Regions from separate parts of the Homo sapiens genome. Here region 1 is linked to region 2. A link is a loop called in an ENCODE intact Hi-C map of the cell type or tissue named here. Cell type or tissue: heart right ventricle. All regions are shown on one strand. Each heading gives the region's core, and the rest is flanking DNA. Links, peaks and the distances in the headings are about the cores only.

What was found. Hi-C counts contacts between places; a loop is a spot of excess contacts. Peaks named below come from ENCODE experiments on the same cell type or tissue, not always from the same donor. Only the 100,000 strongest peaks of a DNase experiment are listed, where the experiment ranks them.
Region 1: a loop joins it to region 2, with 4 times the contacts of the local background. A loop is called at or near these places in 5 of 110 quality-filtered maps.

Annotation. Positions count from the first base shown.
Region 1 is chr9:13,169,654-13,180,847 of GRCh38, reverse strand. MPDZ (multiple PDZ domain crumbs cell polarity complex component) reads left to right here. Exons shown (of 47, transcript NM_001378778.1): 20 at 4,431-4,712; 21 at 4,973-5,096. Among named protein-coding and RNA genes, the nearest start is that of MPDZ, 100 kb to the left of the region's middle. In heart right ventricle, for the core only: no CTCF peak of the experiment used is centred there; no DNase peak of the experiment used is centred there.
Region 2 is chr9:13,105,361-13,116,554 of GRCh38, reverse strand. It overlaps MPDZ (multiple PDZ domain crumbs cell polarity complex component), which reads left to right. Exons shown (of 47, transcript NM_001378778.1): 40 at 1,221-1,307; 41 at 2,534-2,624; 42 at 3,501-3,544; 43 at 4,409-4,531; 44 at 5,815-5,919; 45 at 6,491-6,603; 46 at 7,496-7,619; 47 at 9,444-10,848. The coding sequence ends at 9,590. Among named protein-coding and RNA genes, the nearest start is that of SNORD137, 140 kb to the right of the region's middle. In heart right ventricle, for the core only: no CTCF peak of the experiment used is centred there; a DNase peak (open chromatin) is centred at 5,374.

The DNA of each region.
Region 1 (11,194 bases), core at 2,199-10,198, 64 kb before region 2:
GATTAGTTACCATGTAAAGATTTACGGGAAATAACAATTACTCAAGAACCTGAAAAATATACCCGCCTCTATGGCATTTGGCTTAATAGAGGCAGGTCATTGAAATATGGATTTTAAGAGCAACATGGCTCTAGCCGTGTTTTTCCTTTCTTATTATTTTATGTTTGATTTCTTTGGTTAATCATTTTACTCCTTTTCCCTTGTTACCTCCAAAGATATGACAAAATGCAGAAATAATTGGTTTTTAAATTGGCAGACTTTTGTTTAAAATTTTAACATGGTTTTTAGAACATTTTTTTTTCCTATTTTGATTTAAAAATACAATGGATAAAGATTTAATATCTATTCAAGTTTCCCCTTCTACTCCTTATTCACACCTCTACACCCTGCCCTCCCGTGTACACTCATACTCTTACTCTGTCCGGTGATGATATTGTTACCAATGTGGTGTCTATCCTTCGTTCTTGAATATCAGTTCTGCCAGGAATTACTTTTTATTCTAATGCAGGTTGAACTTGATGTTTATCAAGATAGGAACCCTTTTGCACCTTGTACGTCAACTCAACTAACGGATTTAATGATATTTTTTAGTAGTCTGAACATTCTTACAAATTATTACTTAGTGTCATTGTCTAGCATAAAATATTATTGCCTTCACATCCATGTTTAGAATGTTGATACTATTTCTTATTTTTTTTTGCAGATGGGGTTAGAATAAAAAACTAAATCACTCTAATCAAAATGATGAGTGACTGTGAGAGTCTTAGTGACAAAATTGCAGGCTCTCCAAGGTATAAAAGATGTTGCCTTTTTCCTTAGTAGGATCAGTGTCAAAACAATAAAGGAAGTGTACCTTATCTCAGAAAGAGTGGGAGAAGGACAGTTGGAGCAGCTTTGGTTGCAATCTATTTTTTAAATGTATAATAAGGATCCTCTGGTAGACTGCTTATTGAAGAAAAGCAGGTTATGGCTATTAAATGCTCGTGTATTTAGTTAGTTTTTGTAAATATATTATCTGGGTAAATAATATGCCCAACTCTAACCTTAATTTATGCATTGCGCTTAAGAAATAGAACTTTTAAAAAGTATATTTGACATTTTAATTTAACCTTTTTTAATTTTTTACTGAGGACAAGAATATATCAAGTGAAGTCACATATTAATATAGACTTTTGAAAGACTTCACTTTAGATATCAAGTTGCACTGGGAAATTGTGGTTATTTTTGTACATCTTATGAGGGAAGAACTGTTTTTCTTTTAGATCCACAAGACTTTTAAAAATAAAACTGAGTTGGTTGTTGAGCAACCAGAAACGTTTCTGAAGTGGGCGTATGTTGTCTACTGTGTTGATTAGCTCTTTCTTTTCTGTGTGTCTGTGTTAACTCCTTCATGAATAATGCATGGGACTGTTATACCATTTACAGTACACCCCAGCTAACAAGGGCGACTTGACCTCTTTTGCTAATGAAAAGCAATTTTGATTGTTATCTTTGAGGCATGGGGGAGATGATTTACTAATTATTATAATCAATTTAGCAATATGGAAGCTAACCAGTTCTGTAGTAAGTACATTATTATTTTTCCTAAGAATAAAATTATCAAAGTTGGGTGAGGGAGCCAACAGGTTATTGTTTAGATCCTGGGCTTGTGGAGGATGATACCTTCCTGTCATTTGTTTCTGAAGATACTACAGATGTTAATTGCTTATATGATATTTCCACTTGCCTCAATTCTTTGTACTAGGAATATCTGATAATTCTAGAGAGATAATAAGTCACATTCAAGGAAAGGAGTGTAATAAATTGTGTTGGAGCAATTAATTACCCGTTTAGAAAAAAGTGACAGACCCATATCTCACACCATACCCTGAAATAAATCAAGATGGTTAAAATCTAAAAGAAAGCATTTATAAAAGAGGAAAAATACTAGAAAGCATTTCATTTACTTTGTGTGGAAGGACTTATTAAGTAATATATAAAACGCAAAAGCACAAGAGAATGACAAATTTGGTTGCAGAAATAATTTAACTTCTGCACGACAAAATATTACCTGTACAAACTAAAAGACAAGTGACAGACTGGGAGAATATTTGCAGTGTATATCACAAAGACTTTATATTCAGACTGTGCCAATGACAAGAAGAATGTCTATTCGTCACCATAAATACCTGTAAATGCCTATTAAGATAGTTTTCTCTTGGAGGCTCCTGTGAATCCAGATCAATTAACGTCATATGCTTTATGCTCTTGATCTCTTCATAAATAGGAACTTTAAAGTGATTAGAACTGAATTGCATTTTAAGTGAAATTTGAAATTATGAGTTATTTGCCTCTATATGTAATTTGAACTCAGAGAAAAATCGGATAAAGAATATGAAGAGAGTGTTAACAGAAGAAATACAAATGGCTTATCCTTGATAATTGTCAGGAACACACATAGTAATACACTAATATTTCTTACAAATCAGATTGCCAAACTAATCTAGGACTGGCAAGATTCATTAACAGGTATTCCCATATTTTCCTTCTGTAAGAGAAAATTGGAACACAAGTTAGCAGTATGTACCAAATTTTTTTTTTTTTTTTTTTGAGATGCAGTCTCGCTCTGTTACCCAGGCTGGAGTGCAGTGGCACAATCTGGGCTAACTGCAAGCTCTGCCTCCTGGATTCACGCCATTCTCCTGCCTCAGCCTCCTGAGTAGCTGGGACTTCAGGCACCAGCCACCACGCCCGGCTAATTTTTTTTGTATTTTTAGTGGCTCACGCCTGTAATCCCAACACTTTGAGAGGCCGAGGCAGGCGAATCACGAGGTCAGGAGATGAAGACCATCACGATGAGACCCCGTCTCTACTAAAAATATGTACCAGCATTTTAAGTGTGCATATCATTTGACCAACCATTGAAATTCTAGTGGTTCATAGTGAATATATCTTCACACATGTGGACAAAGATGTAGAATATAAATAACAGCAGTAGCTAACAATTATTGGGCATTTTCTATTAAGTCAGGCCTGTTTTTAGTACTTTGTGGATATGAATACTCTCTGTCCTCCCAAAAGTCCTGTATTAGTTTCTATTAATTTCCCCAATTAGGCATAGTGTTTAAGTAACTTGTCCAAGCTCTAACATTTAATTAGTGTTGAGCCAGGATTTGAACTCAGGCATCCTGGTTCACAGTCTACACACCACTGTCTTTCATACTTAGGAATAACTTACAGCCATAAGAAAATTGAAGTTGACTTGTTTTTAAACTGACATGGAAATTTCTCACATCAAGATGAAAAGATACTGCAAAAAAAGTAAAAGTGCTATTTATTGTATGGCTGTGTTTAGTTTTTAAAAATATATATGTATATCTGCTTGTATGTGTGAGTGTGTGCATGTGTACTTATATGTATATATTATGCAAATGCATTAAAAATTTGATGGATAAACACCTAACTGATGCTAGCCATTTTTACTGGGGAAGCGAATGGAAGTAGAAGCCATAGCGAAAACTCTTCATATTGTATTCTATATGCATACACAGTATATGTCTGTATCTTGAATCCTTTATGCAATAGTATGTTCATATGCTACTTTTATACATTGAAACTATCAATGAAAGAATTGAAGGGAAAACTGATATGTTTATTCAACAGCAGTTTATGAAGCAACTGCTTTCCCAAAGCACTCAAGTGATACAATATATCTGTTGTAAGTAGATATACATATTTATATAGAACTCTACAATTTTAGAGTTTCAGAGGATTGTAGAAATTATATAAAGAGAGGTTCTGTGATATACAAATTGTTAATAACAGAGCCTGGATTTAGAGCATACATTTTATGACAACCCGTCTTACTATTCCTTCTGTTATATCGTACAGAATATTTATGCAAATTTTTCCTACGATAATTTGAATTGTAAAACTTTCTATTCTTCTCCATAAATACTTATAAATGCCTATCAAAATAATTTTCTCTTGGAGGCCCTTATGAGTCCAAATCAATTAATGTCATACTTTTTATGTCCTTGAGCTCATAATAAATGGGAACTTCAGACTGATGGGAAACAAACTACACTTTAAGTGAGATTTGGAAGTATGCTACTTGCTCTTCTATGTAATTTGAACTCTGAATAATTTTATTTGTAAATAGAACATAGTATTTCTAAATGATCTTACGTACAGTATCTTGTACAAGTATAACTCAGTAGAACGTGAGATGTATGACTTTCAGGAAATGTATTTAAAAGCATTTATGAAAATAAAGATATGCAGAAAATCTGCTAAGTGAGGAATTGTGTTTGTTAATGCTTTTTGAGTAATAAATAATTGTTATGTTTTACATTTCACTAAATAGTTGTTCATTAAGAAGTGATGTTATATATTGATGTAATTCTGGTCACATTTTTCATGTTTTGTTGTTGTTGTTTTTTAACTACCAGGATGTTATTGAAAATTCTTGTGATCCAGTACTTGATCTGCATATGTCTCTGGAGGAACTATATACCCAGAATCTCCTGCAAAGACAGGATGAGAATACACCTTCGGTGGACATAAGTATGGGGCCTGCTTCTGGCTTTACTATAAATGACTACACACCTGCAAATGCTATTGAACAACAATATGAATGTGAAAACACAATAGTGTGGACTGAATCTCATTTACCAAGTGAAGTTATATCAAGTGCAGAACTTCCTTCTGTGCTACCCGATTCAGCTGGAAAGGTAATATTTTAAAGATATGGTTTGTGTTTTATGATGAGATAGGGAATAGTGAAGTAAGGTTATTCTGGCTAATCTCTTCATTTGGAATGAGTGCTTCTTGACACTAAGATTTTCAGAAGGCAACCTATGAACTTGTTTTGGTTGCAGGTTCTTGCAAAATAAAGCACAATCAATTAGAGAACATGCGTGATGTTGAAATCACGCTCCAAAGTCTAGTTTCCCTTTCCATGTGACTTGTGACTTCTTTTTCTTTCTTAAAGGGCTCTGAGTACCTGCTTGAACAGAGCTCCCTGGCCTGTAATGCTGAGTGTGTCATGCTTCAAAATGTATCTAAAGAATCTTTTGAAAGGACTATTAATATAGCAAAAGGCAATTCTAGCCTAGGTAAGTTTCTCATTTTCCTCATATACCTACTCCTCAACCCCCTTGACAAGGGGAAATATTGAACATGGTAAATTTCAATTTTTTATGCTGTAGATAAGAGAACAGATGGTAGAAATTTTCCTGTAGTTTTTATTTCTATGTCCTCATTATTTTTTTGAAATGGTTTACAGGTTTGTTTACTTCATATGAGCAGAAATCCCTCATTCTCTTAATTCAGAGTATTCACAAGCCTCATTTACATTCAGTAAAAGATATATGAATTGTTTGTGTATGAAACAGCAAATCAGAAAAGGAATTCTTAGAAAATGAAAACTCAGCAATTTGGAATTCTAAATTCTTTGGAAAAGTAAATTATTAGTTACTTTGAATGTACCAGTGATGTATAAGTCAGTTTATATTTAATTTCTTTCACTCACTGAAAGAAAGACTAAAAAGACAACCAGGTGTGCCACCACCAAAATGTAAATGTGAGTTATTCAGTAGGACTTCCCAGGTGGCAGGATTTTTTTGTCCTATTTTAACCACAAAACCCTCTGAATTGGGCAAAAAAGACTTTCTGTAGAAATATCCTAATTACAATAGCTAAAACTGTGTTGAGGCAGAGCACATTTGTTCTCTCATTGAGTTACACAGTCATGTGACTCAGCCCTGTCTTTCTTGATAAATAGAATGGTAGATGAGTTGCTCTGAGTGTCCAAATGCAGCCCAAGACTCTGGTTAATTCAGCATCAGAGATCCTTTTCCTTCTATGAAGTAAGCAACCACTACCCGTTACACTGACGTCTTATGGCAGGGTCTTGTTTCCTTGTTAAGTTTTGAGATTTGGCAGAGGAATCCAGCAGTGCTTACTTGATGAGTGGGATTTCAGCCTTGGTCTCCAAGATTTTGTTCCATTTGATGGTGGCGGGGTACTACCAACAGCAGCTAAACAGAATTGTAGCAGATAGTATTTGTGTTGTTGTAATATTTCTTATGTACGTTATGTTTAATAGGATGATGATACAAAGCTTGAACTGCAGAACTTTGCATAACTCATTAATTATGAGACAGATATCTAAGCCATGCCAGAATTATTTCATTGGCTAATTTAGTATTTCTGATGCCATGTTACTCAAAATACTAGTTTTGTAGGATGTTAATAGGAGTTATAAATGAGTTCCAAGTTTAAAAGTTTGGGATGAGATAAATTTAAGAAGACGGGTTTCTTTTTACATCTCAATATCTTTTATACTCCAGTGTGCATTGTGAATCACTAAGAGATTATCAAATGTAGCATTTTTCACATTTAATTGGCCATAGAACCCATTTTTCTTGAATAATTGATAAGGCAGAGATTTTGCAAAGCCTATCTGAGAACTATTATTCTAGTGTATTTACTCAACTAGCAAACATTTATTTTAATACTATATCCACTATGCATAGACACCATAATATCACTGTTCTTAACACAAGTTTAAGAGAGTAAGCTAATTGACATTTAAAATCCTAAAGGCATTAAAATATTGTACATGCTATAATAGATACTTACAGAGAACATTAAAGGCTTAAAAGAGGGAATAACTAATCCCTACTCTCCAAGTGTGGAGAACTTTAGAATGGTTTCAGAAAAGAGGAGATGTATGATTTAGGTCTAAAAAGAGGAGATTTTTACCACATAGTTGAGGAATTTGAAAAAGATGAAAGCTGCTTAGAAGTAAGGCAGAGAGATGTGAAATATTACTGAAACTGGTTTGTTATGGATGAAGTGTGGTATGATGACTGGCAAAATCAGAGTTGGAACTAAAGGAAGGATAAATGGGAGACAACTGCTGGATGGGTTTGTGTGTAGGACACAGAACTTCTGCTGCAGCCATCTACTGCCTTATCCTTCATGTAGGCAGCGGGAGCTAAGGGTAGAAGAGTGACATGAGCAGATTTGTGTTTTAAGAAGAGCATTCAGCTTAGGTTGGTGAAGCAGTTAGGAGGCTCTTGTAAGAGCCATGGTTTGGGTACATCAGATTTTGCAATCTGGCTATTTGGATTGCTTACCAATTTTTTTTTTTTTTTTGAGAGAGAGTTTCGCTTTGTTGCCCAGGCTGCAGTGCAGTGGCATGATCTCGGCTAACTGCAACTTCCGTCTCCTGAGTTCAAGCAATTCTCATCCCTCTCAGCCTCCTGAGTAGCTGGGATTACAGGCCTCTGCCACCATGCCCAGCTGATTTTTTGTGTTTTAGTAGAGATGGGGTTTCACCATGTTGCCCAGGTTGGTCTTGAACTCCTGAGCTCAGGCAATCCACCCATCTCCGCCTCCCAAAGTGCTAGGATTACAGGCACGAGTCACCCTGCCCGGCCTGCTTACCAATTTTTAATTAATTGTAAGAATGCTGAATTTTGTCAAAGCATTTCTTCATCTATTGGGGAGATTATATGGATTTTCTTATTTATTCTCCTAATATGTCAAGATACATTGATTTTTTATTGTAAAATAGACACAGCATAAAATTGACCATTTTCATCATTTTTAAGAGTACATTTCTGTGGCATTAAGTGCACTCACATTGTTGTGTAGCCATCATCACCATCCATCTCCAGAACGTTTTTTGGGTTCCCCAATTGAAACGCTGTATCCATTAAACAATTATTCCCCATTGCTCTCTCTACCAGTCCCCTGTCAACTACCATTCATTTTTCTGTCTCTATGAATTTGATGAAATGCTTCATGTAGGTGAAATCATACAGTATTTGTCCATATTTGACTGTGTATAATGTCTTTTAGGTTCATCCATGTTGTAGCATGTGTCAGAATTTCCTTTTTAAGGCTGAATAATATTCCATTGTATGTATACACTATACTTTGTTTATTTATTCATCTACTGATGGACACTTGAGTTGCTTCCACCTTAGTTTTTAAGTTTTGATATAAAATATACTAGGTTAATTAAGTTATTGGAAGAAAACAGTGAAAGGTAGAAGTGTCCTTCCTTTCCATCACATCTAGAAACCCATTTAAACCTCCCTCAACAGCCTGACTTTAAAATTAAAGTATAAAAGAGCCCTGTCATTTTTTTAGTGAAAGTAAAACATTTGGCCGGGCGCGGTGGCTCACGCCTGTAATCCCAGCACTTTGGGAGGCTAAGGCGAGTGGATCACCTGAGGTCAGGAGTTCAAGACCAGTCTGCCCAACATGGCGAAACCCCGTCTCTACTGAAAATACAAAAAATTAGCTGAGCGTGGTGGTGGTGGGCACCTGTAATCCCAGCTACTCAGGAGGCTGAGGCAGGAGAATCCCTTGAACTCGGGAGGTGGAGGTTGCAGTGAGCCGAGATCGTGCCACTACACTCCAGCCTAGGTGACAAGAGCAAAACTTCGTCTCAAAAAAAAAAAACAAAAAACAAAGTAAGACATTTAAGTGTGAAATCACAGCACCATTAGTTTACCATTCACACTGTAATATAAAAGTGTAAATCACAATTAGTTTAACTTTTCTGCTTCATTTCCATTATTGATATGCTATGCCCAATATGTTTATAGGGCTTTCTCCCTGGCGTTTTGATTTCCTGGGACCCAGTGAGGTTCCTCTGGCATTTTGGAGTTAAAATTTACTGCATGCCAAGGCAACAACATTACATTACTCTGTTACCTCATTTCAGAGGAGATGCTAAATGTTCAGATTTCTATAGCACTTCGAATAACTAAATGTAAAGGAATCTTGAAAAATCTATGTAAATATTAAAGCATTAAATTAAGCTTTAGTGTAGGAAGGTTTTGGCTGTATAACTTAAAGTAACAAAAAGTGTGATAAATAGTATGTTAGGAAGTCTAAATAGAGGCTGGGTTTGTGCTAGTGGAAAAGTATATTATGAAGAGGTCTATCAATGAGCTCATTTTCTTAGATTCATAGTCTCCCCTTAATCAGCTATATGCAGTTGTTTGCAGTTTTAGCTTTGTGGCTAATTTTTTCTTTGTCTAGTGATGACCAGAAGAAGTTATTAATAAATGACAGCTTTCTGTAAAGGCTGTCATAATCCATTGTTTTGATTTCATGAATCATTTGGGTTTTTGAATTTTGTTAAATTTAGAGTGAAAATATATACAGAAATACAGATACATTAATAAATATACACGTGCATATAGTGACCTTTGAAAAATTCTAATCTTGATGCTTTTTGATAAGTCTGTGGTCCCTTGCTTAATAATGTGGTGTTTGGACTTGAAGGTAAAAAAACAAGGTTCTTCAGGGGAAAAGAAAGGAAGTCTTTATCTTCCCTTCACTGATTAGATACAGAAACATAGACAGACTCAGGAGTTTCTCTGAAATTACTCAACCCTTAAAGGGGTAGAGTCAGAACTCAAGCCTGTCTATCTCTGATTTTCACATAGACCGTACAATACATTCAGTACTTGAGTTACCCAAGGGCACATTATGATTGTTGTACTAACAGGCTTCATTTTGAAGCTGAATTAAGATTTGCATTTAGTCTTTAGGGAGCAATGTAACCTTGATTTGGGGGAGAGATGCATTTTAAACATATTTTATGAGTTTTGTTTTGTTTTTAGTTTTGTGACTAAATTTTGTCGTACACTTTGTGTCAGGTATTTTCAAAGTACTATTACATATGTGTTTCTCACTTAGTTCTTTAAACAACCCTAAGAGTAAATGTCATCCCTTTTTAAAGGTAAGTAAACTGAGGCTCTGTGTGAGGTTAAGTCAGTTGCAAGCTTGTGCTGATTGGAAGTGGTGGAATTCAGGTTTGTAACCAGTTCTCTATTTACAAAGCACATGATTTGGGATTTGGGATTTGGGATATTCTTTAATACTTCTTCCAGGAAAAAAATTGAGAGATCTTACAAGTTACAACCAAAATCTGGTTAGTGGAGATTACCTCCAAGTTATTGCACCTGGAAAATTGTCATTTGGTGAAAGGAAAGTATAAGCTCAGCTAACTGATGTTGACCTCTTGGTTTACATGGTTGATGTGACCTGACAGCCTTAATAGCTGAGAATCGTGAGTTAAATATGCTATTAAAAGTGAATTCAGAGATCATGTTGGCCATAGCTCATGATAGGTTCCATGTCTGTGTCTTGCCTTATTGTAGTCTGCATGGTGCTAATAAGAACAAGATGGTAAGTTAGATTCCCACTGTGATCCACTGAGTTAAATTTTACTTTGTGCTGACACATTTTTATTTTACCAAAGTACAGTTATATTGTGGGTATTGGTGGGAAGGCTGGCTTTAACAGTACAAAATGGAGTACCTTTTGAAAAATTTCAGATTCAGCCTTTTTTCTCACCCGAAACGGTATCTTATTGTTTTATGGTAAGCAGAGGTGTCTTCTTAACAATACACTTCAAAATCGTTAGTATGAGTCTTAACAGAATATTTTAAGTACATTTAAAAATGTTTTATTTCTATCAGAAAACAGTAAGTAGGAGCCTGAATTGCCCACATCCACTATGAAATATTAGGCTAGAAACAAAATCAGAATCATTTTTTAAAATGTTTGAAATATCATATCTAATTTGGTATGAGTAGAATTAATATTTGGAAAGACATCATTTTTTAAATATATAAAAACCTAAAAAGGAATTTGTGACATCTGTCAAAGAAAAGTTTTTATAAATACCCTGGTAGCTTTATATCTCTCCATAGCTTGTTTAATTATATAATTTTGTTTTGGAAGAAACTTTCAGCACTTCGTTTTAAGTGAACTTACATTATTTTTGCAAAGTTTCAAATATAATTTATAAGATTTTATATTTTTCAACGAATAGAATGAGGATAGGATGCAAAGGGAACATTAATTCAGATAGAGTCTGTTGAGAAGGACTTTCTGAGGAAGTGATATTGAAGAGTGAGAGGGAGTTAGCTGTGCAAGAGCTGCAGAAAGAAGGTGTCAGGCAAAGACTTCAAAACGGACAGAGACGAGATGCATTTGTGGCTAGAACTTAGGGAACCAAGAAGGACATAACACAAAGCAAGGATGCACACTGCAAAGGCCAGTGTACCCCTGTCCTACAGACTGTGCTGAGCAAGTATGTTGTGTATTACTATAACAGGAAACTATTGAAGAGTTGCAGCCAAGGGACTGATAGGATATTACTTGTCTTTTTTTTTGT
Region 2 (11,194 bases), core at 1,993-9,992:
TAAAAAAACCAACTTATGGATATTACAAGTCAAGTTTTGACCTTTCAGAGTATGATTCATGATCAACATCTTCAGAATAACACATCCCTTTGTACTCTCATCACTGAATAATAATATCAGTGCCCAATATTTATATTAATCTTACTCCATTCTAGACACTGTCATAAGCATTGTTCATGGTTTATTTATCTCAACAACCTATAATGATGTACATTTTTAAAATTCAGAGTAAAAGATTTATTAAGGTTAAACATCCATTACAGTCACACAGCTAATAAATCACATAGTCTGGATTTAATCCAGTGACTCCAAAACAGGATCTCAAACACCTTCTTGTGCTACTTCATATTAGACTGTGCGGCATTTCTTGCATGCCTATGGTTTATTTGTAAAGGGGTGCAAGAAAGATTGTCTTCAGTTCATGTTTTGTGTTGATAGCAGTATTTATCTAAATTTTATATCATAAGTCTATTCAGGCACAGTGTAGTGATAGAGAATTTACCCAATTATCTAAGTACCTCTTCCACTGAGGGCAAAACAAGTTGCTGAGGTGGTGGTAGTGGTGGTTTTATTGTGTTCGCTTTTTTTTTTTTTTTTTTTTTTTGAGGTGGAGTCTCAAGTCTCGCTCTGTCACCCAGGTGGAGTGCAGTGGCATGATCTTGGCTCACTGCAAGCTCCGCCTCCCAGGTTCACGCCATTCTTCTGCCTCAGCCTCCTGAGTAGCTGGGACTACAGGCGCCTGCCACCACGCCCAGCTATTTTTTTGTATTTTTAGTAGAGACAGGGTTTCACCATGTTAGCCAGGATGGTCTTGATCTCCTGACCTCGTGATCCACCCGCCTCGGCCTCCCAAAGTGGTGGGATTACAGTCGCTTTGTTTTTTAAACCCTCAGTTATTCAGCTTGTTTGTCCTATCAAAATTAGTGTGTTTCATGAGATAATTGCTCAATTCTCCATTTCTTTTTGGTACAAGTAGTCTCCATAGAAATCATGAGGTGATAAGGTAAACACTTGGTGTTGCTGCTGCTGATTATTTTTATTAGTTTGAATGTTTTATAAAAAGCCATTTTCCACAAGGGATTGGAGGTATCCTTGCTTATAGAAATTCCAAAAGGAAGATGCCTTTCAAAAAAGTCTTGAAGAGTAAAATGTATTCCTAAAGATGATTATAGCATTTTATTTAAACATTTCCATAAAACACCCCCCATGCCCACCCCCAGTGTTCCCTAGGCACAGTAACCTTGGAAGTTGGAAGAATCAAAGCTGGTCCATTCCATTCAGAGAGGAGGCCATCTCAAAGCAGCCAGGTGGGTAGCTGTGGAGTTCATCAGGGCGATGCAATCGGCATGCCAAGAGGACACATAGATGGCCCTGACTGTGGGTCTGTGTACAAGGTCTGGTCCCCTGGCAGCGTGGGATAGTGACTGAGGTGCAGAGTTTGAGACAGAGAAGAACAAGGAATCAGAATAGCCAGGTAAACAAGGTGTGGCTGTTGAGTAGTTTGTAAGTCATTCTAAGGAAATTGATTTCAAGCATTCTTTTTTGACATGATTCATTTTCCATAATCTCAAAAGGTAACTACCTAATTGTAAAGCCTACCAAGATAACAAATTTTTTATTATTTTATTTATTTTATTTATTTATTTATTTATTTTGAGACAGAGTCTCGCTCTGTCACCCAGGCTGGAGTGCAGTGGCACAATCTCAGCTCACTGCAACCTTCGCCTCCCGGGCGAAGTAGATTCTTCTGTCTCTACTTCCCGAGTAGCTGGGACTACAGGCGTGCACCACCATGCCTGGCTAATTTTTGTATTTTTATTAGAGATGGGGTTTCGCCATGTCAGCCAGGCTGGTCTCAAACGCCTGACCTCGTGATCCACCCGCCTCAGCCTCCCAAAGTGTTGGGATTACAGGCATGAGCCACCGTACCTGGCCCCAAGATAACATATTTTAAAAATATTTTATAGCAACATCAATCAATATTCAACTGAAAAGTCCCATATAAGTGAACTATAGATACTCAGCACCATGTATAAAAATATGATGTTAAATATTTCAAGACTCTTGACAAGACCTCTTGACCTTCTCCTCAGTGTTGTCTACTGATGATGGAAACCCATTTTCATCAGTCTGTCCTTAAAGACCCCATACTAACTTTCTAAATTACTACCATGAGTTTCCTATTAGCTGGCCCTAATTCTACAGTTTTTGTTTAAGTCCTAGTCTTCCTACAACATCAGTTTAAATTTAAAGAAGATTAGTTTGAATGAGATTATGACTATCCACTAAAATTTTAGGTAGATTGGAATCAATTTCATCTACCCTTTTAGCTTCAATTTATTTATGTCACTAGACACATTCTCTGTTTAAAAGAAAAAAAATCAGTAGGAACTGTGTTTAAATTGCTCATCAAATTATCAAATGCCACTGTTGCTTAACAGGTATCTGTCTCTAGATTAAATTCTGAAATAAGTGGTATTTAGGGAGTATGTTACTTGCAAAACCTTCTGAAATAATTGTTGTATATTTGTAGGTGAGTGAAGGCAGCCTGTCATCTTTCACTTTTCCACTCTCTGGATCCAGTACATCTGAGTCACTGGAAAGTAGCTCAAAGAAGAATGCATGTAAGATTGGTTCAGTATTTTAAACATGGTTTGAATTTGGCTGTCAACACTGATTTTTTTGTCTTGTTTACCTCTGAGCTTTCTTTTCCCCCAAATCATCCCATATCCAAATATAGGTACAAAAACACGTGTTAGCAAAAAGTCTGAACAACATGAAGTTCTGCCTATGGCAGCTTTTCCCATTTGATGTTTACCCTACAAGATACACTAAACATTATAATCAGGATTCTGTAATTTTTTTTTCTTACTAAGCAGATTGGTGTTTTTGATTTTATTCCTTTTCTGTGTTTAATGTAACACCAGTAAATCAGAAGATGCCATTAAGTGAAGCCTTCTTTTTCCATGAAGATTGCAAAAATTTGAGAAAATTAATGTGATCCTCCTGTGTTTTAATTACGTGAAATCATGCTGCAGAGGGATTTTTGGCTTGGTGCATTGGTTGAGAGTTGTTCAAATTGAAGAAACTAACAATATGGCAATCTCTGTTTGCAGTATGACTAATATTCTAGAAATTTAGGCACTTAAATTTGTGAATTTTTTTAATGCATCCATGACTTTATTCCTCTCAGCCGTGCACATGTGCCTTTCTATGCAAAACACATTCTGCCCTTGACTCATTCAAAGTGGATTACATAGTTATATAATCAACACTTAAAATGAGAAGGAAGAATGGGATGGTATACACGTTTTTCCAACTGGAAAAATAAATAGTTCTGTGTAAGACAGATCTAATCATGTGTACTAGCAGCTTTGAGCACCCCCTTAAAAAAAGAAACCTAGGTTATCATTTAGTCCCATCCAGCTTTAGATATTTTAACGAACATAAAAAGTGAATGAACATAAAATAACCCTATTTTATCTTTTTTGCCTTTACAGTGGCATCTGAAATACAGGGATTAAGAACAGTCGAAATGAAAAAGGTAACTTGGGGAGAGAAAACAATATAAACCCTGGCGTTTTAAGAGACATCTTCATATGTGTTTTCTTGTTAACTTTCTTACGGTTTTAAAGTATTCATCTCAAAAAGTATGTATTCTTACATATTACATGTGAAATAACATAATGTAGTCCTTAATGAATTTCCTGATCACAGCACCTCATTTGAAAAATCGTTGTTTGCATGCTCTGTTTTGCTGAAAATAGCATAAAATTGACCCCACACAAAATAATACCATGCCTCTCACTTCTTATAAGTAAACCTTTCTCTTCAACAGATACTTATTAGTTCTGAAACAGATTCCCTTGACAGCCATGCACAAGAGACAAAGTAAAAGCAGCTGTGATTTATTGAGCTTTTACTATTGTTCTGAGCACTCTTATAGACACTTCATGTCATCATCATGTCATTTAATATTCACTGCAGCCCTCTGTGAGAGGCACTGTTGTCTCCATTTTGTAAATGAAGATCTAATGATTTATTGAGTGGAGTGGACTTATTCCAAGTTCCAGCATTTGCAAGTATGACTTCGTGGCTTTGAACACAGGACTCTGATTCCAAAAGTGTGGTCTTTTCACTTCATGAGTTTACCTGCTTTTCATCAGTTCCACAACATGATTTTCATTTAGCATGTCTTGATTTATTTTACTTCCTGAACAGATGCTTATTTTCCTAAGCCACGCTAAGCACCTGTGTCAAGTAAAGTAATGCAGTTTTCTTGCACTTCTTCATTTTCCCCCTCACACTTAGAAAATCAGAGTTGACTATAGATATCATGCCAAAGAATAAACAAAAGGTCAATGAAAAATATCACTTTGACCAAAATTTTATATCTGTTCCATGGCAGGGCCCTACTGACTCACTGGGAATCAGCATCGCTGGAGGAGTAGGCAGCCCACTTGGTGATGTGCCTATATTTATTGCAATGATGCACCCAACTGGAGTTGCAGCACAGACCCAAAAACTCAGAGTGAGTCGTACTATCAACCCTAGAAGCCCTAGCAAAATGTGCAGAAGTGTTTTTATAAACCTTTGAACCTGGCTACCTGTTGCAAGGCAGTTTTAAATATCTATATTTACTTTTAAATCATCTAATCCAACCACAGCAAGGCTTGCTTGGAATAAAAGATAAAGAATATTAAAAGAAAGGAGAAAATGCAGATTTGCAGTTAAATAGGAAGATTTATAGTTGTTTCCTAATACATATTTTTATATGTTGAAATTCTGTGGAACAAGCTAAAAGAGAACAGAAAGTATTTTCAGAACACCAGTATGAAGTGAAATTTTTATCTTATATATTTGATTGGTTTAAACGCCGATTTAACTCTGTTAAATTGAAAAGTATTACTTATTTGCATTCACTGATAATTTTGCAGAAGTTTAATATAAATATGACTTACAATGTTATAAAACTATATGCAACTTGCCTCAAAGCTGAGGGATTATCCAAATTGTGGAGCATTGCAATGGAATTTATGCCAACTGCCCAGCTCTAAAAATTACATGAATATTCCATTAACGCAACTCAGTCTCTCTAAAGCAAAATCTCTATGGTTTCATACCTCAAATAGGTCTCAGAACATAACCACATTTTAGTTTAAATAGTCTTTAGGCTGGGAATGGTTCAGCCTCGTTTGATATCCAAATTTATGGCTGACACTTAAAACCTGATTGTATACATAGCACAGGGTCAGTAAACTTCTGGAAGGACAGATACTGAATATTTTAGGCTTTGTGGGACCTGTGAGTCTCTGTTGCAACTACTCAACTCTGCGCTGTGAAAGCAGCCAAATAAGCATGGCTGTCTTCCAACCAGACTTTATTAACCAAAACAGGCAGTGGGCCAAATTTGGCCTCTGGGCCTTAGTTTGCCAACCTCCGACTTAGAGTCACATCTAATGATTATAATAGTAATGTCCAGAGAAATTTCAGTTTCCAAATGATAGTGAATTTTTTTTTCTTTTAATAGGAAGTAATGTCTCACCCAAGAGAAATGAAGAGCAGGGAAGAGTGACTTTCTCCTTCTCCCTCCCTCTCCCCTGGATATGGAACTCAACCATTATGCACTGCTTCTTTTTGTGGTTGCTGCTTTTTGGACTTCTTGGAATTAGTGGTTTCCTTGGTTATATTTCAGTGGCTGGTAGCAGTATATATGTCATGTGGAAGGTGGAGAAGGAAATGAATACTTAGGTCTCAAAGACCCACTCTCCATGGCTGCTTTAGCAGATGGCTGTTTCTTTCTCTCCCTTGCAGGTTGGGGATAGGATTGTCACCATCTGTGGCACATCCACTGAGGGCATGACTCACACCCAAGCAGTTAACCTACTGAAAAATGCATCTGGCTCCATTGAAATGCAGGTAAGATTTTTATCCCAAGCATAATTCAGAATATAGGTAGCCTGAAGACACATGAGCTTTGATGTTAAAGCAGTAAAAATGATTAAATCTTCTGCTATTATTTTATTTAATATTTCTCTTGAACATAAATGATTAAATTAAGAGTTCCAATAAAGTGCATATGAGACATATTTTGTAACATTTTACTCTGATGCATTGATTGTTTTATACTTTAAGGGGAAAAAAATCCAGGCCTTAGCAGTACATGATTATTTGCTGGAATTTTAAGTGGTGCTAGCAAGTGGCTTATATTCTAAAGATCTTTAAAAAGTAATTACATATGAGACCACATTTTAAAAACATCAAAGAACTTTGTAGAATAGAATTAGAAGAATATGTTTACTGTCAGGACAGTTAAGAGCCTCTGGACCTTGTGAAATTTCATTCTCTTTGGTTGTATTTTATGTTAACAGAAATGTTTAAATGAACAATAAAATATACATTTTAATCCAAGTGCTCTTTCTGAAGAAAAATTACTTTCCCTAGCCACAGGAACATGTGTTTTTTCTGTTTATCCTCCTCCTGTGCGCAGGTGGTTGCTGGAGGAGACGTGAGTGTGGTCACAGGTCATCAGCAGGAGCCTGCAAGTTCCAGTCTTTCTTTCACTGGGCTGACGTCAAGCAGTATATTTCAGGATGATTTAGGGTGAGTTCATACATGATGATTAGTGTATCATTTTTCACTTATGAATCAAGTCTTCCTGACAGTTGCGTTCTCTGTCCCATGTTTCTAGGAATTACGTACAGGTAAAATGATAGGATATATGAAGTGTGAATTATACATATCAGGTGCTTCTAAACTTAAATAATTGTGGCATGGATTTAGCTGATCAAAGATAAGTAGAGATAGATAACTAGCTAGATAGATATGCGTGCTACTACCCTTCCCATGGTTTCAGCTCTGATTTTGGGGCGGAGGACATTTTAGTCTTGATGTTACCACTTCATGTAATATGGAGCAAGTCAAATCTATCATTTTAAAATTTCCCGCACTGCCTATTCATCTAATATATTATCATTTGGACTGAAAAAATTCACAGTATTAAGTAACAATACTTGGATACAAAAGCATTGGAAAACAGAGGAGAAGAGAGAGGCGCATTAGAAATTTTAAATAATTTGATGCAGCTTTTCCATTGCTTATAATTGATTTTTCTCTCTGAGCTTGGGCGTACTGATGTTTATGACTTATTCTAATATAGTCCCCTGAACTTTAGCCCTCTCACTTTAAATAAACTGGAAAAAGAATGAGCTTCTCTGTACAATGAGAACATGCCATGAATATGTTAGTTTAAGGGAACTGTAAATGAGTAATAGAATTAGGGTGTTAAGTAGGATTTCATTAGATTATGTAAATTTAAAATACCAAGCACAGCATGCACTGACAATTTAAGCATCTCAAAAATACCCGTAATATACTCCTTGTCAGTAACAAAGAGAATTATGCTAGCTCTAGGTGGATGTCAGATAATTCATAACATATATGTATAGTTTTTTTTTTTTAATTTAAAACCTCTTTTTCCTTTCCTTCACCGTAGACCTCCTCAATGTAAGTCTATTACACTAGAGCGAGGACCAGATGGCTTAGGCTTCAGTATAGTTGGAGGATATGGCAGCCCTCATGGAGACTTACCCATTTATGTTAAAACAGTGTTTGCAAAGGTAAGCTTGCAAATTTTAACCACCCTCTTTTCCCCTAAACATTCATTAATAGTGGTCAGCAGCTGGCTTATTAGTTTATGGCCTGAGGTAATGCCAAATGGTTAACAGTTGATCATTTCTTTTCAAAACTCCCTACAGGAACAGGTCATTAAATATTTTTGTCCAATTTGAGGTTTCATTATATTTAAAGGAAAATAGGCTCAAATTGAAACTCCATGGAAACTCAACAATATACATAAAAATATTAATGAACTTTGGTTAGTAAAGCCTATTTTTTTTTCTTTGAACACAAATTGCACATGATCGTCTTTTGAAAATGGGACATTTTAAATAAGTATGCTGTAGAGCACTGGTATTTCTGTTTGCATTTTTTTGTTGTGAAATATAAAATAGTTATAGAGAAGTACATAAAGTACACATGAAAATTAATAAGCATTTATTTTATAAATTTAATTTCATTGAATAAAACAAAAATAACTACTGAAAAAATGTAGGGAGTATCCAGCAGCCCTATCATCTATAATAAGTCAGCGATTTGCAATCAAGGGATTCAATTAAAAAGACTGTATAGTTATAATTATATAATACCTATTCTAGCTTAAGAAGGTTTAGAATAAGAATAAAGATATTGCAGTACTGGTAAAGCTATTAAAATAATTTAAACCCATGTAATTATTGTTAATATGTTAAGTCGTTTTTCAGGGGCTACAAAATTCGACAAGATTTTCTGCAGGGAAAAATTTAGAATCTCAAAATTTTACAGTGTCAAAAGAAACAAAACTTAGTCAAACGTGTTTAAAAATTTGATACAGGGCCTTTGGATTAGTGGTATAGTTCTTTATGGATATTTTATTTTATTATTTTGGAAAAGATCTTTTTTTTAGCCAATTTAAAGTGTTGTACCTACAACAAGCTAGCTATAGGCTTAATTTATAAGATTTTTAAAAAAGCTATCGGTATGTCCAAAAATACAAACAGCATTTGCTAGTGAATAGAAGAGTCATACAGTCCTTTTCCTCAGCCTAGGAACAATTTATTTAAGGCATGCTAGTTAGAACATATTTTAAGAATTTCATCATTATGGATTCCTCATTAACTTTTCCATATTTTTAATTTTATATTTAATTGCATAATTGTCTTCTATAAGCGTGCTTTAAGATGGGGTTCTTTTTCTAACACCAATGTCTGTATTTAATCTTAATCATTTAGGGTCCATAAGGAATATGAAGAATCTCTCTACCCTTGGGAAGTAAGAACTAAGACAGCTTGAATAGCTTTTTCAAAACCACAAAAAGAAATAGCAGTGGGTTTTAAATTTAGAACTTATGCCTTATCCTGCCATAGGGAATGTTCAGGTGGCTTTGTGCTTTTGCAGACCTTTGGATTTTGTCATCCCCCAAGCCCTTGTCCTGTAAAACTGTTTTTGTTCCTACCTAATCCTTTACCTTCTTTCTGTAGGTCTTATTTACAGGATAGAAAATCCTGGATTCTATTGAATCATTCCTACTAGGCAAATTCCCAAATATTCTTTATTAATTTGTGTTCCCACCAACTGCTGTGCTGAACAGCCAAAAACCCATCCAACTGATCTATCGACTGCTAAATTCTCTCTCAAATTGGTATCTCAATGCTAAAACCATTTAGGAGAAAGACCTTCTTTGTCTATGTTCATCATTGCTTAATGGCTTAGAGCACCCATGGAGCACTGGGAGCAGTGTGTGTGTACAAGCAGAGCAATTTACATTCCTGTTGAGATCTTTTTCTGTTGTGAGTTGCAAGGCAGCATTTTTTGAGAAATAAACAAGTCTACTTTATAATTTGCAGGGAGCAGCCTCTGAAGACGGACGTCTGAAAAGGGGCGATCAGATCATTGCTGTCAATGGGCAGAGTCTAGAAGGAGTCACCCATGAAGAAGCTGTTGCCATCCTTAAACGGACAAAAGGCACTGTCACTTTGATGGTTCTCTCTTGAATTGGCTGCCAGAATTGAACCAACCCAACCCCTAGCTCACCTCCTACTGTAAAGAGAATGCACTGGTCCTGACAATTTTTATGCTGTGTTCAGCCGGGTCTTCAAAACTGTAGGGGGGAAATAACACTTAAGTTTCTTTTTCTCATCTAGAAATGCTTTCCTTACTGACAACCTAACATCATTTTTCTTTTCTTCTTGCATTTTGTGAACTTAAAGAGAAGGAATATTTGTGTAGGTGAATCTCGTTTTTATTTGTGGAGATATCTAATGTTTTGTAGTCACATGGGCAAGAATTATTACATGCTAAGCTGGTTAGTATAAAGAAAGATAATTCTAAAGCTAACCAAAGAAAATGGCTTCAGTAAATTAGGATGAAAAATGAAAATATAAAATAAAGAAGAAAATCTCGGGGAGTTTAAAAAAAATGCCTCAATTTGGCAATCTACCTCCTCTCCCCACCCCAAACTAAAAAAAGAAAAAAAGGTTTTCTAATGAAAATCTTTAAAAATACTGTCAGTATTTTAAAATTTTCAACAGTATTATAAAAACATTGCATCTCCCCACCTCTAATATGCATATATATTTTTCCTGCTAAAATTGGTTTCTACAATTGAGTAAATGGCAAATACATGAAGCAATGTCCCTAAATTTTATAAAGAAATTATATTTAATGCACATTTCAATTTTCATTCTTATTTTTGACCTTTTGTAAAATATTTTCATGTTGCTATAAGTAAATGATGATGCCACCCCATGTTGACTATGGTTTTTCTAGAAAGCAACTATGCTGCTAACCATAGAGGAACATAGAAGGGTTCCAGAATCTTTAGTGCTGGTTTTAACAACCGATGCAACATTAAAAATGTGTTAGTGTGCTGTGCAATTGGTTTTCAATTCATATTAATCTTAATGACAGAGAACAATGTGTTACTAATTATTTTGGTTGTATGCCATTAGTAAATTGATAGAAAAATTAAGGGGATTAACATAACTTCATTTCATTGACTTATATTAACATCTTATAATACAATAGTTTAAGACTAAGGGAAACAGATGGAGCTGTTTATTGAGACAACTGGTGAGGAATTATCATGTGTTCATTCCCATTTTAGAGCGTGAAACTCCTACATTAGAATATATAAAGTCACTTTAAATATCTATATTTGTAACAGAAGTAGTGTACAGATATTTTATTACAGCATTTTTGTGTAAATGCAGAATTAAAGTGAATAAATAAGAATTTTCAGTGGTGCACAAATAAGCAGCAAGCATTTTTTTTGTTCTTTTTACTGTGGAAAAGCTTTGTTATATACTGTTCAAGATTTACAACTTAAAATTGGTTTTTATCATGTCTAACTGCACATATGGTGTCCATAGTTACAGCTAAAGGAACTTTGGACAACATCATTATGGAAAGCTTAATATTTTTTACCTCCACAATTTTTTCTAGCACTAAAGATTCATAGACTCCTCATAGATGAGAGGAAGATGACATTGTAGAAAGAGAAGTATCCTGCCTGTATATGTTTTTCTCAAATGCTGTTAATGCAGTAATATTGTAAGTTGCTCTTTTGTGTGGTCAAGAACTATTCAAGTGTATTCAG